Regions from separate parts of the Homo sapiens genome. Here region 1 is linked to region 2. Evidence: chromatin loops called from intact Hi-C (ENCODE). Cell type or tissue: GM12878. All regions are shown on one strand. Each heading gives the region's core, and the rest is flanking DNA. Links, peaks and the distances in the headings are about the cores only. Region 1 overlaps NHLRC2 (NHL repeat containing 2). Region 2 holds the start of LOC124902507 (a long non-coding RNA gene).

Evidence for each region. Peaks named below come from ENCODE experiments on the same cell type or tissue, not always from the same donor. Only the 100,000 strongest peaks of a DNase experiment are listed, where the experiment ranks them.
Region 1: a loop joins it to region 2, with 2.0 times the contacts of the local background. A loop is called at or near these places in 3 of 110 quality-filtered maps.

Annotation. Positions count from the first base shown.
Region 1 is chr10:113,870,924-113,887,235 of GRCh38, forward strand. It overlaps NHLRC2 (NHL repeat containing 2), which reads left to right. Exons shown (of 11, transcript NM_198514.4): 3 at 5,598-6,053; 4 at 8,651-8,772; 5 at 13,328-13,457. Among named protein-coding and RNA genes, the nearest start is that of NHLRC2, 24 kb to the left of the region's middle. In GM12878, for the core only: no CTCF peak of the experiment used is centred there; a DNase peak (open chromatin) is centred at 9,008; H3K4me3 peaks cover 291 bases; H3K27ac peaks cover 3,367 bases.
Region 2 is chr10:113,954,675-113,970,986 of GRCh38, forward strand. It overlaps LOC124902507 (a long non-coding RNA gene), which reads right to left and starts at 5,968. Exons shown (of 2, transcript XR_007062296.1): 1 at 4,792-5,968; 2 at 2,688-3,008. RefSeq lists enhancers at 3,990-4,490, 5,967-6,256, 16,257-16,312. In GM12878, for the core only: no CTCF peak of the experiment used is centred there; DNase peaks (open chromatin) are centred at 4,895 and 7,127; H3K27ac peaks cover 4,834 bases.

The sequences.
Region 1 (16,312 bases), core at 5,072-13,071, 83 kb before region 2:
TTTTGTCTGCCATTATATCCCCTAACTGGTTATTGTTTGAGTATATAAAGGCTACTGATTTCCATGTGTTAATTATTCTTGCTTCCTGCATCTTTTTTTTTTTTTTTTTTTTTTTTTTGAGACGGAGTTTTGTTCTTATTGCCCAGGCTAGAGTACAGTGGCGTGATCTCGGTTCACCGCAACGTTTGCCTCTCAGGTTCAAGCAATTCTCCTGCCTCAGCCTCCCAAGTAGCTGGGATTACGTGGATGTGCCACCACGCCCGGCTAATTTTGTATTTTTAGTAGAGACAGAGTTTCTCCATGTTGGTCAGGCTGGTCTTGGCCTCCCGACCTCAGGTGATCAGCCAGCCTCGGCCTCCCAAAGTGTTGGGATTACAGGCGTGAGCCACTGCACCTGGCCCTGAATCTTTTATTATTTGACTTAGTTTTATAATTGAGTCTCTGGACTTTTCTTGATATACTGTTATAGCTCCATATAGAAATTTTTCAGTCTTATGCCTCTAATTGATTTCACTTGTCTAATTATGTTGGCTAATCCCCCACGCCCCACCTCAATTTATTGTTAAACAATAGTAGAGATGGTAGGCATTTTTTTCCTTATTCTTTATCGTATTGGAAGTACTTCTGTTTTTATACTACTGGAAATACTTCTATTTTATACTGTACTTCTGTTTTTATACCAGTTTCTGGTTTTATACTTAGTTTATTTAATCAACTAACAAAGTATGAAAGATTAGTGTAAGTAATTATATGTCAATAAACCTAATGATTAAAAAGAATCTATCTGTGCTACTTCTGGGTTTGGAGGAGGATGGTGGCTACCTGATCTTGAATCTCCCCACTGTCCCTCCCCTCTGTTCCAAACAATAAAAAAGGGGAGAACAAGTAAAATCTCACTTGGCCCTGCATTTCACAATACTAGGAGACAGAGAATATCATGGCCTTGACATTAGATGGAAGTTCAGAAATAAACTAAATTCCCATAAAGGTTCTATTGCTGTAAGTCTGTGGATGCCAAGAACAAGTGTAGGGGAGACTTAAAAGACTCCATGAGAACAAGCAGAGTGGTTCAGAGTATTTAGACAACGCACAAACAGAATAGTCTCCTTACCCCCAGAAAGAGAAGCTCCAATACAAAGTATAAAATACTGAACACAGGTTTGGACATACTAGACCATATCACCAGCTCTTACAAGAGTGCAGGACAAGGAATTGAAGCCTCAGAGAAGCATTGCTCCTGGGAGATAATCAGCTATATAAGAAAGATGTGGTTTCCCTTGGAGATAGGCCACTGAAGGGAAAAAAGCGTATATGAAGGAAAAGGTAAGGTTCTAATGGAAACAAAAGAGAAAGAAGATATATCAACCCCTCCTTACACCAATGCTATTCATCAATGAAACTGCCCAGAAAAAGGGAACTGTCAGAAGAGGGCACTCTCAAACTAGGAACCCTATTCGCAAAATGAACAGGAATAGAAAAAAGCAGATCACATCTATATAAAAACTACTGCAAAAGAAGCTGAAAATGCAATTCAGAGTTAAAATGCTGATACAAAATTGACAAAACTGTAACACCTTGCTTCATACTGGATTAAATATCCTTAGTCAGCATTTAGGAATAATGAAAAAAAAACAGCTTGAATCAGAAATTTCAAAATAAGAAATGGACAAAAAAGAAACAGGGAAATGAGTGTTAATTGAATCCAGAAAAGAGAAGACAAATTCAAAATTGTATTACAAATGAAAACTAAATTTGACCAAGGGACAATAAATTTGTATAAAAATTTATTAAGGGGCATTAAAAGCAGGGAGGGAAACCCCAGAGAATGAAAATGAGCTAAAAAAAAAAAAAAAGTTAAAAGGTTTAGAGAAAAAAATGATTGAATTGGAAAACAGGCAGAGGAGGTCCAACATAAGACTACTTGGAGACCTTCAAGAAAATCAGAACAGCTGACTGGAACAAATATCTAAAATTAGAATCCAAGAAAACTTTCTGGAAAGAAAAGAAACCTTGAATCTACATATTGAAAGGGCCTACCAGGTACCGGGGGTGATTGACCCAGAACAGTCCAAGAAGTATCCTAGTAAAATTATTATACTTTAAACATTGAAAAACAAAGAACGTAACTTACAAAGACATGTAAGTTAGACTGGCCATGCTTTTCACAAATAACGTACAAAGCAAGGCAACAGTAGAGTGACATTTCAGGAATCTTAATGAGTGTAAACCATAAACCAAAGAGATTATATCCAACCATTTGTCCTTCAAGAATCAATCAAGGTTAAAGAAAAACAGTTTGAATGTCCCAAAACTCAGAGAATACTGTGCACATGTGCCCTTTCTGGTGAATCTACTATAGGGAGAGCTAGAGAACCATGGGTGAGTAGGGAAACTGCTAATGGATGGATGGAGATTTTATACATGTAGAGCTAACACCAAAACTAAGATGTAGAGTTTTGGTATATTAGTCATAGTTTGATCAGAGAAGCACAACTGGGTATAATAATGAGAGAACTAATAGAGAATTCATTATAGGTAGTTGACCTTATGTTATTGTGGAGCTACATGGCTAACTAGTATATGTGAGGCTGTTGCTTTTGTGTGCTCCTGCAACCTACCTAAGTTTACTAACTTTTCACAGTCTTCAAGCAGAGGTGTGTGTGCGTATGTTCTTGTGCTTTGGTTTGGAATTAAAGTTGTAATTACTGGCAAATTATATCTCCTGATGGCAGGTCAGGCAGTTGAGAAGGAAAGATGGATATAAAGTAGCAGAGAACAAGGGCAAACCAGAAAGAACGTGCAAACATGAACTAGAACTTGCAAGGATAAACTGAAACCCATGTAAGCTTTAGTTTAGATGATGAAGTGGAGCAAAACACTCATCTGGCCCAGAAATTAGAGACGCGGAAGGAGGAGATCTACAACCCTTATATTCTTATTGCTTTCATTTGCCTTGCATATCTTTTTCTACCCCTTTACTTTTAGTCTTTCTGATTCACATTTTCTTAGATGTATCTTTTATGTAAAGAACTTATCCAAATCTTTTTCTTTTAATAATGAGTTAAGCCCATTGGTACTTATTCATATGACTGGTAATGTACAAGTATTATGTGTATTTGGTTATATTTGTTGTGTTTATCAACATGATGCACTTTCTTTGCTGTTTTATTTTCATAATCTCTTCTGATATTTATAAATGTTTACATTTATCTTTTATTAATCTTTGTACTTACAACTTTAAAAAATAATTATAGCAAAATTTGTTGAAATTTTACTCTACACTAGGTACTATGCTAAATGCCTTACACAGATTATCTCTTTTAATCCACCTGACTTATAAGGCATTTGCTGTTATTTTCCTCGTTTTGCAAATGAGAAAACAGATGAACAGGTTAAGTAACTTGCCCAAGGTAACAGGTGTGCAGTCCTTCCCACTCCTCCCCACCACCTTTACCCACATCCCCCAGGCAACCATTCCTCATTGCATCTTTTTTCCCAGCTGCTTTCAAGGCATGTGTTTGTGTGTGTGTGTGTGTGTGTGTGTGTGTGTGTGTGTGTGTGTGTGTGTGTGTTTAGCCTTTGATTTTCAGCAGTTTGTTTATGATGTGTCTAGACATGGTTTTAATGTATTTTATTTTGTGTGTGTTGAGCTTGAATTCTCTAAATTTATATATTTAATCAAATTTTGAAAGTTGGGACATTACTCAGTTATTTTTTTCTGCCCCAATCTTATTTATTCACTTTTTCTGGGATTCCAGTATACTTATTTAGATATTTTGAAACTGTTCCACAGGTCCCTGAGGTTCTGTTTATTTTTTTTCAATCTTCTTTCTCTCTTTATGTTCTTTAGATTGGATTAATTTCTGTTGAGCTGTCTTCAGGTTCATTAACCTTTTCTTTGTCATGTCCTTTTTGCCAATGAGATCATCCAGTGAACTTGTGGTATTTTTCAGTTCTAACATTTTTAGTTACTTTTTATAATTTCCATTTCTCTGTTTTTATTTCCTGTCTTTTTACTTCATTTGTGTTTTTCTTTACCTCATGGAGCATAGTTATCTAGTTGCTTGAAAGTCTTTGGTAAGTCGAACATCTGCTTTATCTTGGCATCGGTATCTGTTGCTTGTTTTTTTTGCCCCCTACCTTGATAACTGACCATATTTCCTTGTTCTTTTCTTTGAATATCAGGTAATTTTTTATTGTATCCTGGACGTTGGAATGTGACGATATGTGAACTCTGGGTTCTGTTATAGTCCTGTAGGGAACATTGGTAGCCTTATTTTAGTAGGCATCAACCCTCTTAATTCAAATTATAACTTCTGTCTCATCTTCCATCAGCTCTCGCTCCTTCTGTAAACCCAGTTATTCAGTTATCAGCTCCCCAAGCATTTGCTACACTTTTTAAAATCTGTTCCCTGTACTGTAGTTTAGGGGTTAAACAAAGACTTCTGAGTGTTCATACTCAGAAATAAGGAGCCACCTTCCCCAGCTGTTCTCCTCAGGGTTTCTCCCACACTGTCCAGGTTATGTGGTTTCTTGGGCTAGAGTTGCAGTGGGATTTCTGTTGGAGTTTTGGCTCTCCATACAGCTCCAAAACTGGAACCCACTCTCAGGACAAAGCTAGGAAAAGGATTGGAAAAGAAAATAAAATTGGCAGCTCACTCTTCTGTCATTTGATCTTCTGTCATTTGCTTTTCTGAGTTTTGGCCCTGCTGTACAATCTATCTGGTCGGGTTTACTTTTCTCCATCTTCAAGCAGGGTGTGTCTTCAAGCATGCATGTCTGTGTTTTGATTCGGAATTGATAGTTATAATAGAAGCATGAGCTGCTGGGAAATTATACCTCCTGATTTGTGTGGTTTTATTTGTTCATCTTGCAGGTTTGAGTAGTTTTTGGTGGATGTGTTGGGAGATTTGAATGTTACTTAGCTGTTATTATCTCTACTACTTTGGTAGTCAATATTGAATTTTTTCACTGAATCCAGCCAAACACTTTTTTTTTTTTTTTGGTACTAATTTCTTGAAATAATGTATTGATTAGATAAGAGAAGTATGTTTTCAGCAGTTCTGTCTACAGAAAGGCTTGTTCTAAGAACCATACAATAGGAATTTTAAATAAATCAAAAGCCTTATATTATGGAAACATCTTGCTTATATTTATTCTGTTAATCTGTAATGTAAAGTTAGATTAAAAAAAAAAAGACAGTGATACAACAATAAATACCTCCCAAAAGCAGGCATAGTCAACTCTGAATTTCAAAGGGGCTTATTATAGGTGGAAAAAATTTCAACATTTATTAAAAAAATAAAGATAATTTTTATAGCATTATCTAAATAAAAGAAAAAAAGTTTTAATCCTGCAATAGCCATATGAATTTGATCATGTGTGTTTTTATGTAGTAATCAAGATTGTTATGAGATTTAAATTTGTTAGTTTTTTATGTGTGTTAAAATGCAGTTGAAGATCCCAGCGTAGTTCTACTTTTCGTTTTTTTTTAATCTATGGACTTTTAATATTTGTGATCCAAAACCTAATGTGTAGATGATGATATTCAAACTTAAATATTTAATAATGTTTAACATATAATTTTTTCCTTTCAGATGGTCTTCTTATTATTGGTGTTCACTCGGCTAAGTTTCCAAATGAAAAAGTCCTGGATAACATTAAGAGTGCTGTTCTTCGATACAACATCACCCACCCTATGGTTAATGATGCAGATGCCAGCCTTTGGCAAGAACTAGAAGTTTCCTGCTGGCCAACTCTAGTCATACTTGGACCTCGTGGAAACATGTTGTTTTCTTTGATTGGAGAGGGACACAAAGATAAATTATTTTTATATACTTCAATTGCTTTAAAGTATTACAAAGACAGGGGGCAGATCAGAGATAATAAAATTGGAATAAAACTCTATAAAGATTCTTTGCCACCTTCACCATTGCTATTTCCTGGCAAAGTAACAGTAGACCAAGTTACTGATAGATTGGTAATAGCAGACACTGGACATCATAGAATTTTGGTCGTTTGGAAGAATGGACAAATTCAATATAGCATTGGAGGTAAAACTTGCTTCTGATTACGATAGATAACGTGTTTTACAGTAAAAAAATAGTTCAAGGTAAATATAAAAGTTGAAATGTCTAAATGAAAACTAATTATAGAAAAGTGATATACATTGACTTAATTTCCTAATAAAAATTTTTTGTTAATTAATATGATGTCTGAATTAACCTCTTCTCACTCCCTCATAAAACAAACAAAAACACTGAAAAAGCTCCAGGTCAAAAAGAGGAAATAGTTCAGCTTTTAGGTATATTTGTATATTCTATCTTTTTTTTTTTTTTTAAACTGCTGTACTTACTGTTTCTTATGAAAACATACGTTTTGGATTTCAGATGTTTTAAGTAGAAGTATTATGTTTCACTTTCCAACAAAATATAGCCGTATCTTTTTAAAGATCATGTCAGTGCCCCATGAACTTGAGATGTAGTTTATAAAATAAATAAGCTAGAATTTGTGCATAGTTTTACTTTTCTCTCCTTTCTTCCATAAGAACTTGAACATGTTTCTGGATCTATTTCCAGAATAGAAATAGGTGTAGCAGAGTATGAGTATCATGCAAGCGTAGATCATTTTGTTCTATATCTCCCTGGTCTTAGATCTAAAACTACCTCTTGGTTACATCTACATAATTAATAAACTCTACTGAGTACATTCTTATTAATCTTTCTTATCTAAACTGAGCTGACATTTGACAGCATGTTAGTCAAAGACAAAAGTAATTCATTTCTTTGCAATCCTGCTTTAGTAATATATGCAGCATTAGTACATAAAGTAGAAATGTCTGTGTTCCTAATATAAAAAAGCTAGTTGTGGTCCTATGCCCTGATGTTATTCTTAATATACCAAGATACAGTATGTGTTGTGTTTTGTGGTGTTTGTTTTGTTTTGGCTACTTGGTATTTTGATTTATGACAGGCAGTTACGAGAATTGAATTGTTACTCAAAAAGTGTCTTTTGTAGCAGTTTGAATTTAAGTGGTTTTAAAAGTTAATAGATTCTGTGATTTTCAAAATAGTGTAGGTGAATATTCTTTGTTAAAAGAGAAACCAGCAGCAAGCTACACTACCCAAACATAGTTCTAGAAATACTGTTATCTTTTGATACAGTTATTCTTTAATTTTTAAAAAAGAATTCTTTGGTCAGATACACTCAGGAAACACTTTTAATGTTATCAGATTTTTATTGGTGATGGTATCATAATATTTCCCAAATTTTTTACTCTCCTAATTTTCCTTATGGGGGGGTATAGTACACAATATTTTCCAATCTCATGTAACCACAGAACTCTCCCTTTTTTTTCAGGGAACTCTTATCAATATCAACACAATAATAGTATTATTAACAATTGTAGGTACAGTAGACACTATATGTCTGGCATTATTCAAAACATTTTACTTGTATGAACTCATTTTTGCCTGCACAATGCTATGAGTTAGGTAATTAGTTCCATTTTACAGAAGTAAAACTGAGACACAAAGAACTTTCCCAAATCACCAGCTAGAAAGAGACAGACTTGGGATTTAGACAAGGTCTATTGGGCTCTTGAGTTGGTTTTCTTTTTTTTAAAGATGGAGTCTCACTCTGTTGCCCAGGCTGGAGTGCAGTGGCATGATCTCAGCTCACTGCAGCCTCCACCTCCTGGGTTCAAGCAATTCTCCTGCCTCAGCCTTCCAAGTAGCTGGGATTACAGGTGCCTACCACCATGCCTGGCTAATTTTTTGTATTTTTAATAGAGATGGGGTTTCATTGTTTTGGCTAGGCTGGTCTTGAACCCTTGACCTCAAGTGATCTGCCTGCCTCGGCCTCCCAAAGTGCTGAGATTACAGACGTGAGCCACTGTGCCAGGCCTTGGGTTTGTTTTCTAGCCACTCTGTTACACTACCTTTTTATGGTTGCCTAGGACAATGGAGTTCCACAAAGCAGTTTGAACTGCTGATTTAGAGGCCTTGAATGGCTTGTCTGCTGGCCATGGAAATAATAGTTACATTTTATTGTGTTATATTCTCCACCCTTGAAACTCTACATGAATTGTAAAAACTGAGAGGTGGACTAGAATCACTCTCTCTTACAGTGTGTATGATATATCGCAGGACTTTCTGACAAAGTGAAATAGTAGATAAGAAGGATTCTTAATCTGGGGTCCTTGGACTCCTGAGAGTCTTCAGTGGTCCTCAGGATCTGGGATTGTTTACAACAATTTGGCCATGTGTATTTTTCTAGGGAAAGGGCTCATAATTTTCATTGTATTATCCAAGGAGCATATCTTTCAAAATTGTTAAAAATTATTCATCTGTTGAACAATTGGAGTTATTTTTAAATCTTTGTAGTCTAGGTAATGGATAATTAGAATGCTTTTAAAATTATTTTCTTCGCTATATACTACTATGCTTAAGTGCACTAGTAATTGTACTATGAGCCCTGTCATTAGCAAAACTCACTCTTAAGAAAAATGTTCCTTGGGGAACATTTTAGTTTTTAGATGGACATACCATTTTTTTATATTAAAATCCCAGCATTAAATACAAGTTTGTTTTGTTTTGTTTTGTTTTACCTTGAGATCACTTCTTAAGTGGCAAATTTTATCTTATTTTAGGACCCAACCCTGGAAGAAAAGATGGAATATTTTCAGAATCAACTTTTAATTCTCCACAGGGTGTAGCCATAATGAATAATATCATATATGTGGCAGACACTGAAAACCACCTTATAAGAAAGGTAATTTTCATTTTAAATTTGTTTTAATACTTACAATCAGAAAAAGGAAATGTATTTGCTACATTAAATATTTGAAGTTAAAGCGTGATTCTTATGTATGTCAATGTCCTTGTTCTGCTTTTCTTGAGGTACGTACTTTAGTTTTATTCTCAAGTATCCTGTTTCTATTTGTGTCAGTATGTATTTGTCACAAAAGAAAACCCCATTCAGTTCTTTTTTTAACCCTTGTTTCAAGGCTGTGTCCCTAATCACTCAAAAGCTCCTCATTTTGAAGTATCTTCCTAACCACTAGTTTACAATGATCCTTTGTCCTTTTTCAGTTGAATTTTCTCAAACTAGAAAAAAAATCCTACCATTCCTGCTTCTATTCAACTTTTATGCTTTGGCTGGAAATACTGATTAGCCAATTCGTCTTAAAACTTGTTTGATTTTATTATGTGTCCTTATTTCTAAAAAGTCAGCTAATACATAAAGGTAAAAAAAAGTCCCCTGACCATCAATTCCAGTTTCCCAGAGGTAACCATCCACTGTTAAAGTGTGTGTCTTTTTGGAAATTTTCTACTCTTATAAAAATAAATTGATATTAAAAAGCCTTTTTGTAGAGAATTTTTTAAACAAATGTAATGATGCTATGCATACATAATGTTTTGCAGGTTTTTCTAACTTTTTTTTTTTGCATGTTAGTCACCTGAATGATATGACTGTATCACATTCCATTGTAGATGTACTCGGTTATTTCAGACATTTCCTCCTGATGGTTGTTTTGGCTAAACCATTGGTCTTTAAGTTGCCATGTGTTTGGAAAATAAGTAACCAAGTTCATCATACTCATCCTGTCTAAATACATTGTTTCAGATACTGCCTTGTTTTTCTCACTGTTTCTTTCAGTATTGACATTTATTCTCATTTATTTGACAATATTTTCACTTATATACACATAGTAGAAAAAAATACATATAATATATAATAATATCCACTGTACTGTAAGTCTTCCTGAGGGCTAGAAATATGTTTTGTCTACTACTGAATCCTAGCACCTAGAAAAGACCTGGCCTATGGTAGGTGTTCAACAGATATTTGTTGGATGAATTTATGAGCAAATAATACTGTTTCAGGAAGCACTTTTGAAAGTGTGTATTCCTCAATATAAAAGTGTTACATGAAAAACAGATTTTGTGGGTTAATACATTAAAGCAGATGTGTTTTTTAAAGTCTTGCAGACTTTCTTCCAGACTTAAATATGCTAATGTATTGTTGAGTGCATTAATGGGGGGATATCTGTGCAGCATTTCTAAACTTATTTGACCAGAGAGCCCTTTATAGGCAGAGCTGCTTATAGGACTGTTTCCATGGTGTATATTTTAGGGAAAAGTGGTTTTTTAAATTACTAAATTCTTAATGATTAATATTTCTTTATCATTATCTTTTTGGGGTTGTATGTGTCTATAATTCGTCAGAGGGGCTAGACCTCTAATGGTGTATTGAATTAGTAAAATAGCCAGCCTGCAACATTCAGGGAGTACTTGTCCTTCTTTTTTAATTGTATGTCATTTCTCTTGCTTTACAACTTAATGGGTTTTCGAGTATTGACCATGTGCTCCATTTCAAATATTTATGCATTTAAGTATAATCACAACAAATTTAGGTTACCTGAAATTGTTTTATATTCTGTGACTTAATATGGTGTCTGCAGAAATGGAAAGTGGAATTTTTTCCTTTTAAAAATACAAGAATATTTATTGTGTTTTATTTTTGTTTAAGACCTCATTTGCAGAGGATTGAATTGATTATATTCTCATTCATGGCTCACGAACATTGTTTCATGCAGACCCTTCTCATTTAGAATAATTTATTTAAATTATAAATTCTCCTACTTCCCCATACCCCCAACTCTCACTCCCCTTACATTAGCATACCTATAAGCAGCCATTGTGATACGTTTAATGCATGTTTTTATTTGTATGTGATCTTGTAAGTGTTCTGTGTATATTTTTTAGTTACTTTATTGTGCTATATTTTATGTATCATAAAGTTAACCCATTGCAAATCTATAATTCACTAGTTTTTAGTAAATTTAACAGGTTTTGCAACTGTAACCATACGTTGTTTTTAAAACATTTCATCCCCCAAGTAAGAACCCACATGACCACTTACAGATAGTCCCTGTCCCCTCCCATCCCTAGGCAACTGTTAATTTACTTTCTGTCTCTATAAATTTGCCTTTTCCAAACATTTTATTAAATAGAATTATATATATTTTCTTGTATTTGGCTTCTTTCATTTCACATAATGAAAAGTTCATGTGTGAAGTAGCATTTCAGTAGTTCATTCCTTTGTATTGCTGGATAGTATTCTGTTGTGTGAATATATGACATTTTATCTACCAATTCACCATTGATATTTAGATTGTGTTTTGGCTATTTTGTATATTTTGTTATTTTGGGCTGTTATGAATAATCTTGCTGTGAGCATTGATACACAGGTTTTACATGGACATACATTTTTATTTGGCATGGGTAGATACCTAGAATTGGTATTGTAGAGTTATATGTTTTATGTTTAATTTTTTGAGAGCTGCTGAATTATTTTCCATAGCAATTGCACCATCTTACCTTCCCACTCGAAATATATGTGGGTTCCAATTTTCTACATGTTCACCGTCACTTGTTATTTTTCATTTTTTAAAAATTCTAGCCATCCTACTGGATATGAAGTGGCATCTCATTGTGGTTTTGATATGCATTTCCCTTATGACTAATGATGTCAACCACCTTTTCCTGTGCTTATGGGCCATTTTTATATCTTTGAGAAGTGTCAGTATTCTTTGCCAAATTTTTAATTGGGTTGTCTTTTCTATAATACAGTTGTAAGAATCCTTTGTATATTCTAGGTACAAGTTCTTTATCAGATATATGATTTACAAATGATTTTTCACATTTTTCTGCTTGCCTTTATACTTAGTTAATCATGTTCTTTGATACATTGAAGTTTTAAATTTTGATGATGACTGATTTGTCCATTTTTTCCTTTTGTTGCTTATGTTTTTGTTGTTGTAAGAATCCATTGCTAAATCCAAGGTCATAATTATTTACCCCTGTGTTTTATTCTAAAAGTCTTTTAGTTATGGCTCTTATAATTAGGTCTTTGATCCATTTTGAGTTGATTTTTGTATATGGTGTGAAGTAGGGGTTCAACTTCATTCTTTTACATGTGGATATACAGTTACCCCAGAAACATTTGTCCAAAAGACTGTTCTTTCTCCCTTGAATAGCTGTAGCAGCCTTGTTAAAAATTAGTTGATCATAGATGTATGGACCCATTGATCTCTCTGTCTGTCTTTATGCCAGTACCTTACTGTTTTGATTGCTGTAGCTTTTAATAATGTTTGAAATTGGGAAGTATAAGTCCTCCCACTTTCTTCTTTTTCAAGATTATTTTGGCTATCCTAGGTCCCTTGCAATTTGATAAGAATTTTAGGACCAGCTTGTCCATTTCTGCCAAAATCTTTTGATTGTTTCTTATGTAAACATATTGTCTCCAAAAACAAATTCCCTTTTGATTTTTAAACTTCCTGTTTCCTTTTATTATATTGCTGGCTAGTACCTCTCTTGCTTTTAAGCATTAGCAATGATGGTGGGTATCTTGTCATGCTTATAATCTTAAAGGGAATACATGTACATTTTCTCCAGAAGTTTAATATTTGCTGTAGCTTTGAGGAATAAGATATCTATGAAGTAAGGAAAATTTCTGTCTATTGATAGCTGGATAAAATGTGCAATAAAGCAATTAAGTGAAATATTGAATATCATCTCAGTGGTAGGTATATGGATGTTTGTTACAAAAATTTTTTAACTTTCCTGTGTGTTTGAAAATTTTCCCAATACATTGTTGGGGAGAGGGTCTCAGGAGATGAAAGCAGAACATATTTTCCCAGTAGAATACATTAGTTTTTCAGTTTATAAAGTAAAGTCCGTAAAGTGTCATGGAACTGCCTGGGTTCAGGTCCCAGATTCTTGACTTACTAACTGTGGGACATTGAAAAAGTTACTTAATGATCTGTGTTTTAGTTTTCTCTAAAATATTAAAATCGTCACACAGTTATGAGCATGGCTGGATGGCTGGTTGGCTTGCTCACTATTGGATTAGTGCTTGGCACATGTAAGTTTTAATGTGTGTCAATTACTAGCTGAGCACAACTGAAATATGTGCATTTAATTTTTAGAAACATGTATTTTGCTACATTGTGTTTTAAAATTTCATTTTAAAATTTTTGTTTAGTTAAGATGAGGTCAATGCCAGATCTGCTGGAGGCATGATGGGAGATGGGGATAAGAGGGGAAAAGTAGAGGAATGGACAGGTGGGATATGAAAGGGACTGATTATGTGCATTTGAATAAGAAGTTCATTCTATAATTGATTGGCCTTTTTTCATAATAAAACTTTGTACTGCACATACACTCTAAATGTTCTATTGACTATTGAAAATCTTTACACAGCAAAAGACAAAAGCAAAAGTAACATTCATTGCATAAAACCATCCTTTGAATTTCTATAGATTGACCTAGAAGCTGAGAAGGTGAGCACTGTAGCTGGTATTGGAATTCAAGGTACAGATAAAGAAGGTGGAGCAAAAGGAGAACAACAACCCATTAGTTCCCCTTGGGATGTAGTTTTTGGAACATCAGGTATGTGAACTTTTGATATTAAATGTAAAGGTAAATTTTACTTCATGTAAGATTTAAAAATATTCTTGAGGTGGTCATTTGGATTCCATTACTAGTTATTTTATTTTATACTTTTATACCTATGCCTCAGAGTTTGTTAATTGTGTAAAAACAAAGCTAGCAGTAATATAGATATATATATACTAGAGTATGTATTATATATATTACATATTTTATCTATAAGATAGACTATGTGTTACTCTAAAGAATTATATATTAGATGCACCCTCCAATTAATGTAGTTCTGAATTTCTTATACTGAAAGGATTATAGTATCAGAACTTCAAAAGGTTATTCATGAACAGTAATCAGTAATAATAAAAATAAATTTATTCATAAATAAGGAACTTATAGTGTCATTATATACTCTAGTTTGAAAAAGAAATCAAAGAGGCAGCTGCTTTTGCTTTAGATTTAAAAAATTTATATTAAAGTATGATAACTTCTTTAAACTTTTACCCTAGTGAATTGTGTAGACATTGATAATGAATGAAACTTAATGTTATCTTTATTATCTATATTAATTGACTAAAAGAAGTCCAGGAGTACTCTTATTAGTATTTTTATTTTTTATTGGCTCTCAGTGATACTGAGATGGTCATCTACATGTCTAAAATTGGATTGATGAGTAAACAAAGTTAGAATATGTCGAAAATGTAATTTTGGACTAAATGGTTGGTGTTGTCTTCATATATTTAAAGAGTATATAAGTACCAGCTTAGTTGAAAAGCTTTACATTTGAGGTAACTTTCTTTTATGATGCCAATTTAATTATGATTCAAACACCCTACTTTTTGGTTGTTATTAACTTTTATGAAGCACTTAATACTCATAAAATAAATGAGTGAACTTCTAGTACTACCCGCACTTAACACTTAAGTATTTTGTGTAGGTTATTTTTGAGAATTCTACTTATGGAATTGTATGTTGTAAACATAATTTGTTTCATAGCTCACCGAAGGGGATAGTATAGTAGGAGCAGTGCATCCAACTAAAGGGATACTTCATATGTAGAGAATTTTGAAATATTAATACAGTGAACTAAAATTCAGTCTCCATTTTATTACCATGCATTAGCAATTCTAAATAATTTCAGGGCTAAATCTTCACCAGTACTTTTCACTTTTACCTCCCTGCCTTATTTGCTCTACTTTTGATTATTTTTGCTAAATCGTATTTTAGTATGATGTTATTTATTACATGAGTTGTTCTATAGTGCAAGTAAACAAACTACAGCTACATCTAGCAGCATGGACAAATATAGCAAGGGATATTTTGAGTGATAAAAGAAAGTTACAGAATATGTACAATATAATTTCTTTGTATGTAGAAATCTACAATATGATTTCTTTTATAGCAAGTACAATAGCATTTAATACAAGCATTGGGAGATCCATTCAGACATAATAAAGTTAAAAAGTAAGAAGAATGATAAATGTACATTTTTATACTAGTGGTTCCTTATGGGAAGAGGAGCAATTAGGTAAGAAAAAGAAATAAAAGGCATCCATATGGGAAAAGAAAAGTGAAATTGTCTCTATTTGCTGATGACATGATTTTATATGTAGAAAATCCTTATGACTCTACCAAAAGACTATTAGAGCTGATAAATTTTGTAAAGTTGAAGATTACAAAATCAACATACAAAAATTAATAGTGTTTCTATATACTAACAGTGAACTATCCAAAAAGGAAATTATGGAAACAATTTCATTGACAGCAGCATTTAAAAAAGTAAATATTTAAGAGTAAATTTAACCAAGGAGGTGGAAAGATCTGTACACAGAAAACTATAAAACATTGATGAAATAATTTGAAGAAGACAAATAAATGGAGAGATATTCCATGTTCATGGATGGGAAGAATTAATATTGTTAAAATGTTCATACTACCCAAACCATTATACAGATTCAGTGTAATTTCTATCAAAACTGTGTTGTGATTTTTCTTAGAAATAGAAAAAAACTATCTTAAAATGTGTATGGAACTAGAAAAGATCCTGAATAGCCAAAACAGTCTTGAGCAGAAAGAACAAAGCTGGAAGCATCACACTTCCTGATTTCAAGCTATGAAGCTATTGTAATCAAAATGGCATGGTACTGTTATAAAAACACACATATCAACCAATATAACAGGATAGAAAACCCAGAAATAAACCCAAGTATTTACAGTCAAATGATTTTCAACAAAAGTGCCAAGAACACACAATGAGGAAAGGACAATTCGTTCCATAAATGGTGTTGGGAAAACTGGATATCCACATGCAGATGAATGAAATTGGACTATATCATATACAAAAACCAACTCAAAATAGATTAAAGACTCACAAGGCCTGAAATGGTAAAGCTACAAGAAGAAAACAGGAAAAGCTCCACAGCATTGATCTGGGCAATGAATGATTTCTTGGATAGGACTCCAAAAACACAGGCAACGAAAGCAAAAATAGACCAGTGGGATTGCATCAAACTAAAAAGCTCTATACAGCAAAGAAAACAGTTAACAGAATGAAGAGACAACCTATGGGTTGGGAGAAAATATCTGCAAACCATATAACCAATAAGGGGCTAATATCCAAAATATGTAAGGAACTCAACTCAATATCAAGAAAACAACCTAACTAAAATATAGGGAAAGGGTATCACAAACATTTCTCAAAAGAGATATGAATGGTAAGCAGATATATGAGAAAATATTCATCATCTCTAATCATCAAGGAAATGAGAATTAAAGCAATGATGTGATATTACCTCACACCTGTTAGAATGACTTTATCAAAAAGACAAATGATAAATGTTGATGAGGATGCGGAAAAAAGA
Region 2 (16,312 bases), core at 3,846-11,845:
ATATTTGCTGCCTACTAAGCAAGCTGATCATGTTTCCCTGAAGCAATTTACACAGAGCACAGTGGAGCAGAGTTAGGACAATTATTCTGAAATTAATCTACATGAAAACCTACATAAACTAGCTTGACATTTGGATTGTGATCAAAACACAATTTGACTTTTCCTCTCTTGGTGTCTTCAAGTTTTATCCAGTGAGGGTGATCTTCGCTGGCACCTGCATCACTCAGGCCTTCCTGCAGTCTCTTGAAGGCCCAAACATAGTCTCAATTCAGTAAAAGGAATGTCTTCCCTCCCTCCCCAGGGTGGAACTATTTTTGGGTGGGAAGCATGATGGGTTCTTCTGATCTTTACTCTCTTCCTGACTGCTTGCCAGGTGGAGGGTCAAAGGGCATCAGAGAAAGAGAAGCAGAGGCAGAAGACAGTTCCTATTGCAATGGGGCATCCCAAGTTGGGCCCTGCTCCCGTTTCTGGCAGACTGTTAAGGCTGATGCTCTTGCAGGGCCTTTTCAGAAATCCCCCGCTGGCCCCTCTCCCCTGTGAGGGGGAGTTCCCTTGATGGGGCAAATACATCTCCATCCCCAATGGCCCCCTCGTCAACCTGAGACACTTCCAGGTTACCCCCCAGTGTCCCACAGCTGGGGCCTCCTGGACCAGACACATCATGGTCTCTTAGTCCATTCCTGCTGTTATTAACACAATACCACAGAGTGGGTAATTGATCAGCAATGATAATTTATATCCTACAATTTTGAAGGCTGGGAAGCCCAAGATCAAGGCCCTAGTGGGTTTATGTCTGGTGGGGGCTGTCCTCTGCTTCCAAGATGGCACCTTGTCTCTTCGTCCTTTGGAGGGGACGAATGCTCTGTCCCCGACAGAAGGGCTGAAGGGCAAAAAGGGGGGCCTAACTAGTTCCCTTCAGCCCTTTTATAAGGCACTAATCACATCCTTGAGGGGTGGAGCCTCATGGCCTAATCGTCTCCTAAAGGCACCACCTCTCTCAATACTGTTGCTTTGGGGATGAAGTTTCAACATGAATTTGGAGGCACACAAATATTCAGACCATAGTAGCCCTACAGCTGCCTTCCTGCTCCCGCAGATGTGGGGAGCAGGGAATCCCCAGTCCAGCAGCTCCCTAGCACCTCCAAAACACTTAGTCCTCTCCGGCCTTCAGATTTTTTTCACAGCACTTAGACCCCAGTCCATGGAGACAGAGGCCAGCCTTCAGGGTCTCCCAATGGCATTAACACATTGTCAAAGCTCTCAAGGCTCCTCTGGAAATCTTCCTGGATTACACTCTGGGGAGGGGTAGGCGGGACTCACAGCACAGCCCCGTGTTGCACTATCACAGCTCACTGCAGTCTCAAACTCCTGGGTTCAAGCCATTCTCTGCCTCTGTCTCCAGCTTAGACGGGACTACAGGTGTGTGCTATCGAGAACTAAGTCTCTAAAAGTAGGATTTCAGATAACAGCTGTTGTCTGGTAAGGGAGAGTTCCTTCACAGCAGCCCTTTCGATGTCTGCCACAGGGCCAGGCATGGTGCAATCCCAGCACTTTGAGAAGTCAAAGCGGGAGGATCACTCTTCTATATCCTGCCTTGTCTTCCTTATCATCTTTCCCTGCTAACACAGAGATCTCTCTCATTTGTCTAATAGCTGGTTGTATTCCTTTGTTAGTTAATGTATTTATCAATTCCCTATTGAAGGCTTTGAAGCATTACTTTTTCTACAAGTGATATGGTTTGGCTGTGTCCCCACCCAAATCTCGTCTTGAACTGTGGCTCCCATAATTCCCATGTGTTGTGGGAGGGACCCAGTGGGAGACAATTGAATCATGGGGAGGTTTCCCCCATACTGTTCTCCTGGTAGTAAAAAAGTCTCACGAGATCTGATGGTTTTATAAGGGGAAACCCCTTTTGCTTGGTTCTCTCTCTTCCCTGCCACCCTTTAAGATGTGCCTTTTGCCTTCTGCCATGATTGTGAGGCCTCCCCAGGCACTTGGCACCGTGAGTCCATTAAACCTCTTTTTCTTTATAAATTACCCGAAGTCTGGTATGTCTTTATCAGCAGCGTGAAAACGGACTGATAACGACAAATCAATTTTTTTTTTTTTTGAGACAGTGTCTCACACTGTTACCCAGGCTGGAGTGCAGTCACATGGTCACAATCACGGCTCACTGCGGCCTCAACCTTCCGGGGTCAAGCAATCCTCCCACCTCAGCTTCCCAGGTAGTGGGGATTACAAGCACATGCCACCATGCCTGGCTAATTTTTTGTGCTTTGGATGGGGAAAGAGTTAACATCTGAGAAGATAAAAGTAGAATCTGAAAGGAGGGAAGCAACAGAGAATCTGGAAATGTGGCAGGGCCAGGGCAGGGTTGGGTTTGGAGTGGGAGGCGTGTGGAGACAGGTTTGGGAACAGCCTCAGTAGGGGAGAAGTTGGAATCTGGAAGAATTTGGAAACAGGTTTCTGAAGGGCTTCAGGGCCTTTATGCTTTTTTTTGCTTATTTCTTTTTGAGCCTTTCTCTTAGGTTTGGGAGTTTGCCAAAGGAATGTGCTCTGCAAGTAAGTCAACAAATAGTTCCCGAGGATCTGCTCTATGAAAAGCCCAAATTGTCTTTGAAAAGCATGCACTGTTTAAAAATGTTATACTGTGGTAAAACATACATAACATAAAATTTGCCATCGACTATTTTTTGAGCAATATTTTTAATGATGCGTAATAGACGTACAGAGTTTCAGGGCTTCCATCAACCATTTTTAAGTGCACGGCTCAGTTGTGTTAAGTATAGTCACACTGTTATACAACCCATCTCCAAAGCGTTTCCATCACCATTGAACAACAGTTCTCCATTTTCCTCCCCCTGGACCCCGGCAACCGCCTTCTAGCTTCTGTTTCTATGAGTTTGGTTACTCTAGATACCTCATGGAAGTGGGGTCATTCAGTCGTTGTCTTCGTGTTGCAGAGCAAGCATTTTTAAGTCCTGCTATGTGTCCATCACTGTGTATGACTCCGAAATAGAAAAGGAGGATCGTTAAAAATGGATCTTTTTTTCACTACCACTGTGATCAGCAAAACTGGGAAAAGGGCAGACCTTGGCTGTGGCCTCTCACATTGCCCCAGTCCATGGCATGAGCGTCTCACCCAAACTTCTATTCTGGCCCTAACTTTCCTCCCTGCCCCCATCCAATGCTGCCTGGACCAGCTGTCACACTGGACTCTGGGACAAATTAATTCACGTGAAACTGCTAATGGCTGACACAGTAATAAGTCAGATTGTGTTTCAACATAAAGATTTAAATCTCTTTTTAACAAAAATATAGAGAAGGGGGTCTCACTATGTTGCTCAGGCTGGTCTCAAACTCCTGGGCTCAAGTGATCCTCCTGCCTCAGTCTCCCAAGTAGCTAGAACTATAGTTGTGTGCCACCAAGAACTAAATCTCTAAAACTGGAACTTCAGATGACAGCAGTAGCCTGGTAAGGGAGAGCCCGTTCACAGTAGTCCTTTAGGTGTCTGCACAAAGCAAATGGGTTTCTCTCTGCCCATCATTGTAAGCCTGTGACCCTTGGGACAAAACACTTTGCCTCATAGGTGCATCCTAGGAAGAATCCATCCTACTAAAGTTGCCATCAACTGGCAGAGCACTCAACTGGCAGTGGTGTGACCTGCTGTCTCCCTGCTCTGTGCTGGAGTGGAGCCTCTGTGATCTGCCTCTGCCACAGGCAAAGTTCTCAGGGAAACTAGAGAAACTGGACTGACTTGGGGGAACCATTTATGACACCAGGTAAAAGACCATGGAATCCAGGCTCTTCAGGGCCATCGCTGTAGGGGCCTACTTCCTGTCTTAGTTCAGGTTCTAGAAGCAGAGCCTAAGACAGGGATTCCGGGGCATGTGATTTCTCCAGGGAGCGCCCTTCAGGAAAAACCTCCACGAGCATTAGGGAAGGACGGGCCAAGCAAGGATGGATCTTGGGTAAAGCCGAGCTGTGACCTGAGGCCCAAGGGCCGCTGGGGCATTTCCACAGGGCAGTCACACCGTCCTTCAGAGAAGGGGGCTGGCCTTTGTGCCTCCTCAACAGTTAGCCTCTGGCTGCAGTAGCAGGGCTAACCTCCCAGGTCACAGCAGCTTGGGACAAAGTCCCTGCCTGGTAAAAGATCTGGCTGGTTCTTTCAGGGGAACGTAACATCTGCATGACTCATGCGTGCAAACCACCCACACGCTAGGAATCTGAAGTGGTTGCTCCTAGAAACAGAAATAAACGACCATCCAGTGATGAAGAGTTTTCCCCAGCAAAGAGACAACTCCAGGGAAGAGCTTTCCAGTGTGAGTACAGAGATTGTGGTTTAAGGTAACTAATGATTTGCATAAAGCCAACTTCCATATTACCTGACACATGGTAAAATATGGACACAGTGCTTTTTGAGAGGTAGAGAAAAATAACTCAGTACACAACTTTACTGCCTGTAAAACCCAACACCAGAAAATTCCCTCCAATAAGAATCGGCACCAGACAGGCGTTGAAATATTTAGCATCTTCTGAGATGTAATTACTACTCCGCTGTGTGCATCTGTGTTTGCTGTCCCCTCCGAATGGAACAGGATGTGATTTCACTGAATTGGCAGATTTATCCACCTGGCTTTTGAGCAGTTGGTCATTTTTCAGCCTGGTGGTGAATGCCTTTCCCCATACCCCCAGCACACAGGCAGGCACCCTCCGCCCCCAGCTCCCAAATCCAAGAGAAAAACTCAAAGAGAACTCAACCGAGGGTGGATGGTTTTTCTGTCAGTTACCTGCTTTCTGTTCCTTCCAGAACCTACAACGGCCGTGACACTGGGGGCAGATCAGGAGTCTATAAATGACATATGACTAAGAAGCAGAGGGATACCAGCTGCTTATTGACAAAATGGGTGGCTCCCAGTGAGGCGTGGAAGGACAGAACTGGCCCAGACCAGCTGGGAGGCCTTGGCACATACAACAGAGCCTGCTGGGTCACAGCACAGCCATTGTCATCCTGTGAAACGTGAACCTGACCTTCTACCCAACAAGTTAATATCTCATATGGGTTTCTCCTTGGTTTCTTGCAGGATTTATACTTATCAAGGTAGCACTGATTTCAAGGAAGTAGCTTCTCTGTTTCTTTATGGCTGAATACTGTGTCAACTAGTGGTTTGCCCAACCCAGAAATTCAGGGTGATGAGACTGTGCCCTTTAGGGTGGGGTGCACCCTTCAAACTCCTGCATCTTGTGGGCAGATGGGCTTCAGTCCCAAGGAGTTAGCCTCTTTGGGGTACACATCCGGTGCTGGGGCCAGGGAAAGAATCCAGGTTCCCTAATCACACGAAAAAGGTACCTCCTCCTCTGCCAAAGTTCACTGTCAACTCTGTCCCAGGGTCCCAATAGCGCTAACATAAGCCCCCCTCCACCAGTGTAGAATGGTGGGTCATAAGGTGCTGGCAGGGATGTGGAGATCAGCCAGCTCAGGAGGCTTCACACTGGCTTTGGCTTACAGTCTTTAAATAAAAGTAAAATGTAAAGATGAGGCAGCTCAGGTCAGTGCAGAGGGGAGACCTGACTCCTGCTCACTCACCCACCCCCGTCCACAGGCCCCAGGGGAGCTCCGTGGGTGCCCCTGGAATCCCTCAGCACTTTGGAAAGCACTGAGCCAATGCAATCCTCCTTCTGCACACGGAGAGACTCAGACCTGAAAGGGAAAGCCACGGGGGGTGGGTCCTGGGTCCTTCTCGCCACCCTATGCAGTTGGCCTCCTGGCCCGCACGCTTCAGAAGGCTCCTGTTGGAGCCCTGTCCCTTCCCCAGGTCAAGTCCTCTCCCTGGTCACTGCTCCACACCAAGTGCCAGGCCTGGTTTTTATTGTTCTCAGACTCAGTTCCTGCCTCTTTATCCCCATAAGCCCAAGGCCCCCTGCAAGCCCTTTTCCCCACCTGTGTGTGTTCTGCAAGGGAGGCACCTGAGCTGGGGCAGCGACTATTTACCTTGTTGAGGCAAAGGACAAGCGTGACTTCCTTTGTTTGATGTTGCTACGTTATTAGAAAAAATAAAACCACAGGCCCAACAAAGAGGTTTCAGATATGACTGGATGGCACCATCTCCCAGGGCCATGGGGGTTGAGGCCAGAGCCCAGGCTAGGTGATGAGAACCACCAGGACACAAAGACAGCAGACTCTGTGATGTCGACACAGAAAAATGACAAGGGGATGACGTCACTCTCCTGGAAGCTTCGGAGTCCACCTGCCTCCCTAACGAGGCATTTCTTAAGGCCTGAAATGGCTAAGGCCTCACCCCGCTGAGTCCTTCCTTTTCTTACGTCCTGTGCTCTCTCTTCGCTTCCCCGCCCTCTGCTCTCCACCTTTGCCCTGTCACTTGTTTCCCTGCTCCCTGCTCCTTGCACCCACTCCTTCTGTCTGTATCTGGCCTCCACATGTCTATTCTCTGCCTTTTCTTGTTGCCTGTCTTTTCCTTCTGTGCTTCTATCCTGCCCTTCTTTCTGTTTCTCCTTTAGCTGTGTGCATGAACACACTTACTTGCACACAAGCACATACAATGCAGGTATGCACATGCGTACACAATCCCACACAAGTTTACACTCAGAGAACTACACACAACCACACGCAGAAGCATGTGCACATGCATGCCCACATGCACACACAATGCATGTGTGCACACACACGATCATCCACAATCAAATACAGTCCCGCATAGACAATCTCATACAGCTTATGCTCACGCAGTCACACACACACACACACACACACACACACACACTCACTCACTCACCTCTCTCTAGACCAAGCTAAGTAAACTCAGAAGAGACCTGCTTTTAACCCACAGGCTTGTTGACGCCTCTTTGTACTAAGAGTGATTAGCAACCACAGGAGTGTCTCAGCTAATTAAATAAGTCTGAAGCCGGGGACCAAGAAGCTAGGAGTCCTCTTGTATAAAACTGGTTCCAGCCATGGCACCCCCTGGAAAGGAGCTTCCTGTCTCAGTCATTTGAGCAGGTGGCGACTTCAGCAGCTGCAGCTAGACTGCTAAGAGATGGGACTCCCCATAACTTTTGAAGACGGTTGTGGTTAGAGTTTGGAGGCCTACTTTGGTTTTGATCTTCGGAGACTGGGTTTAGAAAGGAAGCATTATTTTGAGAAGGGAGATCGTAATCACACTGGCTTTTTTGATTGACGTCTGCAGTCTGGCTTAAAGGGTTCCTTGGGAGAAATGCAGGGTTTGCTACTTAAGCTGAAAGCAGGCTGGTAGGTCTACCAGGTCAAAGAACAGAAACTAAGGGATTCTGAGTTTTCATCGTGGCCCTGCTGCTACAAATCAGCTGCTTGACGCAAAAGTCAACTGACTTCTCAAGGCCTCAAATGACCTAGTCTTACCATGTCAGTATCCTAATAGTCCATTGCCTAACTAAAAATTTTGTGCAGAAAATAATTGATCAGGGTTGAAAAGTAACAAACAGGAAGTTACAAACCATTCTTATTTCTTTTTAATGTATTTGAGGCAAACAGAATGGTTTAGGATTCCCTGTTAGATGGTAGTTTGAGGACATTTATTGTGAAGACAAGCAGACTTTCAACTAAAGTGACCATGGTGCCTGAGCACTTTATCAGGAAAAGTAGTCTGATAAGAATAAGGAAAGTAGGACAGAATCTAAAATTGGGAACTTTCCAGAGAATCTGCAATATGTGGTAGTTTTCTGAAATTCAGTCATCGCCAAGGGCAATGATGTAGTATTGGATAATAATTAGTGCCCAAAATAAGTTCTCCCACATATCACAAAAATGTTAAATAAAGTTTAATGTACTCCATTTAAGCAGAAAGGAATAATAAGAACATAATCTCTCTCTGTATATATGATGAAATATATATGGAGAGAAATATGGAGAGATATATGGAGTTATAATACATATATATGATTTAGACAGAATTTAATCTTCCTATGGATTAAAAATGTTCATCTGGCCGGGTGCGATGGTTCACACCTATAATCCCAGTGCTTTGGGAGGCTGAGGCAGGAATATCACTTGAGGCCCAGGGTTCTAGACCAGCCTGGGCAACATAGCAAGATCTCCATCTCTACACAAAAATAAAAAATTAGCTGAGAGAGATGGTGCACACCTGTAAGGCTGAGGCGAGAGGACCACTTGAGCCCAGGAGTTTGAGGCTGCAGTGAACTACTTCACATCACTGTACTCCAGCCTGGATGACAAAGTGAGACTCAGTGTCTCTCTCTCTCTCTCTCTCTCTATATATATATATATATGTATATATATATATATCTATCTTACAAAATGTTTAAAATAAAAAATGTTTGGGTCCTAAACAGGCAAACCCTCATCTCTGTGGAAAAACTCATATATCACCATGACATATTTTGCAAGAGTCCCAAGTAGCAGAGATTTCCCCATATGCAATTCATAAGCAATTCTCAAGTGCCTAGTAGCTGTGGGGAATTGGTTGCTTTTATATCTTTGAGGACACATCAGTCCAGACTATGGCAGGACATTAGTTGTCTCTTGCTACTGTAACAAATTACAACAAGCTTAGTGGTTTAAAATAACACACATTTATTATCTTACGGTTCCATAGGTCAGAAGGCTGAAATAGGTCCCACTGGGCTAAAATCAAGGTGTGGGCAGGACTGTGTTTCTCTATGGAGTTTCGAGGGAAGAAATTGGAAATTGTTTCCTTGCCCTTGTCAGCTTTTGGAAACCCCTCACATTCCTTGGCTCATAGCCCCTTCCTCCATCTTCAAAGCCATCAATGGCAGGTAAAGTCCTTCTCATGTTGCATCCATCTGACCCACAGTCATGTCTTCCTCTCTCCACAGCTGGGAAAGTTCCTCTCTTTTGAAGGATTCATAGGATTAGATTGGGCCCACTGAACAATCAAGGATAATCTCCCCATCTCACAGTCCTTAAAATAAATCATATTTGCAAAATCCCTTTTGCCATGTGAGGTAACATATTCACAGGTTCCGGACATTAGGAGGTGGGCATCATTCTGGTGCCATTATCTGCCGATCATAGTCAAGTAGAGGCCAGGATTCCAGACTTGGAATTAGCAGAGGTCAATGCAAGCTCAATTTAGCAATGGCAGCAAACTATCACACGACTATAGTAAGGCATGAAATTGCTCTGAATTTGTGCTTTCTCCCCCGGTCAAAAAAGAAAAAAGAAAAAAAAGAAAATAGGAGGTGTTCTCTACTTCATTAACTATGTCACAGAGCAATTTGAGGCTGTCACACTCCAAAAGCATGACACACAGTCCTAGGAGAAAGCCATTTGCAATGTCCTGGGGGAAGCAGGGCACAGAGCAAGCTCAGCACATGTCAGAGCCTGTCATGAACTACCAGCTTCAGACAAAATAGCTACCTGATCAGCATGTTGGGTTGACATCTTTGAGCAAGGCTCCAGGGCGCATTTCAGGAGACTTGGGCTCTAGCACAGTGACAGTAATGGAGAAGAAAACAAAGATGGTTGAAACCCTTGAGTCCCCGGATTCAAGTTATATATGATTTAGTGAAGGTGTCAAGGCACGTGCATAACTCAGATACATGGCAGGATGAAAAAGGCTGCAGCTTCGGGAGGAATGGGCTACAGGACTCGTGCCTATGGTCCATCCAGGTTACTGCCATGTCTCTGATAGAGACCCAGAGGAAAAGTTTTGGGATAGGTCAGCCAAACGGAAAGGCCAAGAACATCCCCTAAATGTGCCTACCTTCCCTCCAATAATCCATTATGGTTCTATCTTACATTAATTCCTTTAATCTCATTTTTAAAAACCTAATGCAATTGTATAGGCCTTTCAGACCCTGAAAGCATGCAAAGCAGATGTGGTACCTTTTTTATTTCTTTTCTTTTTTTAATAACATAGTAGTTTGTGAAATGCCTCTTCTCTTTTTTCCACTAGGGATCCTGATGGACTGGCTATCTACCTCCCCAGGATAAAAGCAGTGAGGCACCTGTTTTTTGAGCTTAATGTTGGCAAATGTGGCTAATACCCAACTGTCCGGGTGTTCATGAGGGGCTTAATATTCTTAGCAGTGTGCTTGTTCACCATGTTAGAACAAGATTTTTCAACATGGAGTTGTTATAGGGTTTTTGGTGTTTTGCTTTGGCATATTCAAATGGATGTAACAATATAAAAGAATATAAAAGTAAAGGCATAGTGAATAGTCTGTTGGGGGAAGGCAAGTGGGAGAGGAAGTATGGAGGAGGATGGAAATACCACAATCCTCACCTTACAAACAGAGAACCAAGAGTTGATATGGATAATTGATGGCACAAAAAACAGGGGTCTGGGTGTGCATTTGAAGTTGCAGAGATAGCTGGCGGAGGAACTCAGGGTCGTGCATTTAACAGGGAGAAGGGAGAGGAGAGAAGGCAATGGGGAGGAGGGTGAAGTGGCTGATGAGCTGTGGGGAGGTGGGGGATGGTGTCTCGGGGCCAAAGTCACATCTCTCAGGACAGGAAGTCAAAGACAATACCTGAAGTTGGTGAAATAAGAAGCAGTGGTATAAGCATGTCAGGGAAAGGTAGAGAAATAACCTCCAGAAACAAATAAACGGAAGTGATGAAATGCAGTTGGCTCAGGCAGCAGAACTGGGGTCAAAGAAGGCTGAGCAGAGGTTAGTTGCTATTCACTGAAGAGCCCTTCTAACCCAAATGATTTTCTAAAAGCCAATGTACATGTTTTAGCTGATGAAAAAATGTTGAGCAAGAAGAGTCCTTTTACTTTTATAATATTTTACTCTTTCAGAGAGGTTTAATTCTTTTTTTAATAAAAATGAGTTATAATTACAAATATTAGCTACATATATAGTATAGCTATCATATGTGGGGTGCGTGTGTATAAATATTAATTACTACATTGAGTTTTTATTCTTTGCGAACATTTTATTGTGAAAATACTCAAACACAAAAAAAGTTTAAAGGATTTTACAATAAACATCTACATACCCACTGCCTAGATTCCAGCACTAATATTTCATTATGATTGCTTCATTACCTATCTGACCATCTATCTATTCCTCCATCTGTGCATTCATCTTAGCTTTTTGAAAATACACATAGCATAAAATTTACCAGCTTAGCAATTTTCAAGTGGACAGCTCAATAGTGTCACATATATTCACATTGTTGTGCAATGGATCACCAGAACTTTTTCATCTTGCAAATCTAAAACGCTACATCCATTAAGCAAGTTCCCTTTTTCCTTCCCCTCCCCGCACAGCCCTGGGTAACCACCATTCAACTTTCTGTTTCTATAAATTTGACTACTTTAGATACCTCACGTAAGTGGAATCATACAGTATTTGTCTTTTTGTGACTGGTTTATATCACGTAGCATAATGTCCTCGAGGTTTATCCATGTTGTCTCAAATGAGAGGATGTCTTTCCTTTTTTTAAGTCTGAATAATAGTCCATTATATGCAGATACCAGATTTTCTTTTTCATCTGTCAGTAGACATTTGAGTTGCTTCCATATCTTGGCTCTTGTGAATAATGCTGCAGTGAACATGGGTGTGCAAATATCTCTTTGAGATCCTGTTTTCAATTCTTTTGGATATATACTCGAAAGTGGGATTGCTGGATCATATAGCAGTTCTAATTTTTAGTTTTTTGAGGAATGTTCATACTGTTTTTCATTTTATAATCCCATCAACAGTGCACAAAGATTCCAATTTTTCCACATTCTTATAAACGCTTTTTTCTGTTTGTTTGTTTTTTTAAAATAGTTGCCATTCTTGTGAGTGCAAAGTGATTATTACATTGATTTTTTTAAAGTTCATGTTAATCTTCTTCTAGGTAACTGAGCAAATAGGGTTCCCAGGAGAAACTGCAAAGCTGATGACTAGATTAGGCTACACTTTCCTTAGAAGTGGACGGTCTGTCACAGAGCTTTCAAGGCAAATCAGGGATGATGGAATTTCTCTTCATGGTAAATCTCATTCTTATTTCCTTGGTTAAATTGGTGTCACTTCATAGGTTGGTTGAAAAAGCCACAGGTTAGCCAACATTGCAGGTGCTAAGACAACTGTAATTCTATGTGTTAATGGTCAGATTATGAGCCAAGTTGAATATGTTGAATTTCTGATTGATTCTAAGCCAGTGGGCACCTTGCAGTGTCTGTGCCCGATTAAGGCTTTGTTCTCTAGGTGAAAACATCTTTCAGATGAAAGGCATATTGGCTTTTGAGACAAAGTTACCTCTTCAGGCTTCTGGAACTTTGACTCAATTTTCCTTAGATGGAAATGTTTGTCATTCTGCTTTACAGAAAGACATTCTCTTTTTGTTTCCGTTTCTGTGCAGAAGCCTATAGATCACCTTTTTAATTAACTCATGAAGAACCCAGGGACAGGAGTACACTCTGCCCTAATGGTATTATTGTAGATGGATCTAGTACTAAACATGACCTTGGGGTGTTTGTGAAGCTAGTGAAGAGATTAGCAAACAGAAATCTTAAGAACAATTTAATCCTTTTCTGCATAGCAGCATGGTAGTTGCTCTGCAAAGGCAATTCTCAAAACAAGCACAGTCACTTTCAGTACTGTGCTTGCATTCGGGGGCGGATTGAAAGGCTGAAACTGAACAAGTGTGTGGGAAAGCAGGTGATTACTGCTCCCCAAATACCGTGTGATGCGCCCGGTCACCCCTGACAAATCAGTAGCCAATTAATCCCACCATAATTGGTTGACCCTTGGCTAATCCCATTTCTAGATCATGTTTACTTGGCAGATCATGCCAGTCATCTAATTAGCATTCTTCAGGGTTATTCTACCCCCGCATGGACCGCTTTGGAATACCATATGCATGGTGATATTCAGTGAGAAGCGAGGTGTATGCGTATGGCACTCCTCTCCGTTTTGATTAGTAAACAAATTAAGTAATTGATGTTAGCTTAGATAACAGGGCACTTATCATGTTGGCCAGCTCTCTGCTAAGCACTTTGGCAGGCAAGATCTTACTTCATTCTCACCATCCTATGACAGAGGTACTGTTGTTATTCCCATTTCAAAGATGGGCAAAGGGAGGTTTAAGAGGAGTAAGTGACTTGCCGCAGGAGAGCTAGGATTCGAGCTAGGCCTATCTGAGTTTGAGTCGGAACAGAACTTTTTTTTTTTTTTTTTTTTTTTTCGAGACAGAATCTTGCTCTATAGCCCAGGCTGGAGTGCAATGGCATGATTTCAGTTCACTGCAACCTCTGCCTCCTGGGTTCAAATGATTCTCCTGAGTAGCTGGGATTGCAGACATGTGCCACCACACCTGGCTAATTTTTGTATTTTTTAGTAGAGATGGTGTTTCACCATGTTAGCCAGGCTGGTCTCGAGCTCCTGACCTCAGGGTAATCCGCCCGCCTTGGCCTCCCTAAGTGCTGGGATTACAGGCATGAGCTACTGCGCCCGGCCTTGAGCAGACCTTTTAACCACCATCTGAATTACCTTCCTTTGTGCTCCTGTGTTCTTAGAGCTACTCCCACTCCAGTGAGCTAGGATGTTGCTGTTAACTGTGTTGTGTGAATTGTAGCTCCCCGAGCTGACGGTATACTCTCCAGGAAAGGGACCGTTTTCTCTTCTTCACCTGTCCCACGCAGCCCCATCCTGGGTGCATGGTAACTATGTGGTGAATGCTTGGTAACTGATGAATGTGCCTACACAAGGTCCTGCCCTTTCACTTACCATACAAGGCTTCTCCGAGAAGCCAGCTCAGCTGCACGCAGCACACCAGCCATGGTGGACAACTCAGGCTCCAGTTATGCCTCTATCCACCAAATACAGAGTGGCCTTGGACAAGTGTCTCAGCCGCCCTGGGCCTTTTTCCTCTCTTGGGATTGGAGGATATTAGGCATCTGATCTTTCTCTGGAGGTTTCTTGCAATGGGATTTGCATTTATAAATATAGTTAACAAGGCATGACACTACTTGTGGCCCCAACAGTAAATAAGAGCCTGTCGCTGAAAACGGAGTTGCTGTGAGAAGAGCCATCAGCTACCAGGCGAGGCACCCACACCAGTGTTTCATAAGACATGGCAAAGCTCTTTCTTCCTTCTCCCATGTCGATCTTTGTGGATGTGCAGGATTTGGAAAGGCCTGATAAGAGAGGAGAGAGTGCTGCTCTATGTTGTGGTCTGATCTAAGCCAGCTTAAATGTTCACAGTCATTAAGTTGTTTTTTCGGGTACTGGTAGCTTCTAATAGTTTGAGGTAGGGGAGCGCTAAAGGTCTCTCACCCCAGAATCCAAAAGTCCCAGCCAAGTTCTGACACACAGACTAACTATTATAACCCAGCAGGCCCAAGACACAACAAAGAAATAAAACAGTCACCAACTATCGGTGAACCTGCCCCGATATTCACGTAGGTTCTTTTCTATTTTTCCTAAGCATCGGCCAGCTTGAGAAATAAAGGGACAGAGTACAAAAGAGAGAAATTTTAAAGGCGGGTGTCTGGGGGAGACATCACATGTCGGTAGGTTCCGTGATGCCCCACAAGTTGCAAAAACCAGCAAGTTTTTATTAGGGAGTTTCAAAAGGGGAGGGAGTGTGCGAATAGGTGTGGGTCACAGACATCAAGTACTTTACAAGGTAATGGAATACCACAAAGCAAGTGGAGGCAGGGTGAGATCACAGGACCACAGGACCAAGGTGAAATTAAAATTGCTAATGAAGTTTCGGGCACCATTGTCATTGATAACATCTTAATCAGGAGACAGGGTTTTTGAGATCAACTGGTCTGACCAAAATTTATTAGGTGGGAATTTCCTCTTCCTAGTAAGCCTGGGAGCGCTACGGGAGACTGGGGTCTATTTGACCCCTGCAGCCTCAACCATAAGAGGCAGGCGCACCTGGGGGAGCTGTTTATAAGCGTATACCTCCAGGCGTATATTCTCTTTCCCAGGGATGTTCCATGCTGAGAAAAAGAATTCAGCGATATTTCTCCCATTTGCTTTTGAAAGAAGAGAAATATGGCTCTGTTCCACCTGGCTCACTGGTGGTCAGAATTTAAGGTTATCTCTCTTATTCCCTGAACAATTGCTGTTATCCTGTTCTTTTTTCAAGGTGTCCATATTTCATATTGCTCAAACACACATGCTGTACAATTTGTGCAGTTAATGCAATTATTACAGGGTCCTGAGGCGATACACATCCTCCTCAGCTGACACGATTGAGAGATTAAAGACAGGCATAGGAAATCACAAGGGTATTGATTGGGGAAGTGATAAGTGTCCATGAAATCTTTACAATTTATGTTTAGAGATTGCAGTAAAGACAGGCATAAGGAATTCCAAAAGTATTAATTTGGGGAACTAATAAATGTCCATGAAATCTTCACAATCCACATTCTTCTGCCATGGCTTCAGCTGGTCCCTCCATTTGGGGTCCCTGACTTCCCACAACAACCAACCTACCTAGAAATTCCACAAGGTCCCAGCAATCTGCCTTTGGGCTCCATGAGTACCTGGCATAAAAGGTTCTCTTGAGGCAAATGCAAGAATATTCTACTGGCAAGTTTCAACCGTCTAGACACAGTCAAGATTCCTAGGCTAAACAATTAAGTGGATATTAGGCCCAAATGGTAACCCAGAAGGAATAAGCTGTCAAACTTCCTACATTCTTATATTTACGCAAGGGCAGAGGTGCCTGTACATTCTTTCTAGCCAACTAATTCTAATATCTTAAACACCACTCATTTCACCAATATAAATAAAAAGCATTTCTAAAAATCCCTATGCTAATTAATAAACTCTCTAGTATTGACTGATGATCAAAGTATTTGTATCTATCAAAGTCCTGGTGAAAAACAAACGTCATGCTCAAATGAGGTAATGGAAGAAAGTTTAATGAAGAGACTGTTGCAAAGGTATGGTCAGGTTTAAGATAAATTATCAAAGGATAGTCAAGCATCCTGGGCTAACAACTTTGAGAGCCTTTGCTACTCTCCTCCTAAGCTTAAAGGGACCAGATTAATATTGTGGTCTTTTCCTGTTACTTCCTCATTTTCCCACACTCAAGGTGTTTTTTCTAATAAAATTTGTGTAAGTTGACTCCTACCTTGGAGTCTGTTTGTTGGAGGATGGACTAACACAGCAACCACAAAGCCTTGGGGAAAACACCTCCCTTCACCAGGCCTCACTTTCCCCAATATAAAATAAGAAAGCTGACTCAGACATCTTCTGAAGTTCCATTCTGCTCCTAGTTTAGCTGAGCTAGAAGCTGGCCCAGACTGACTTTCAAGTTGGGGCTAGGCCCTGATGTCTGGGCTATCAGACTCTATGACACCTCATTCAGAAGAT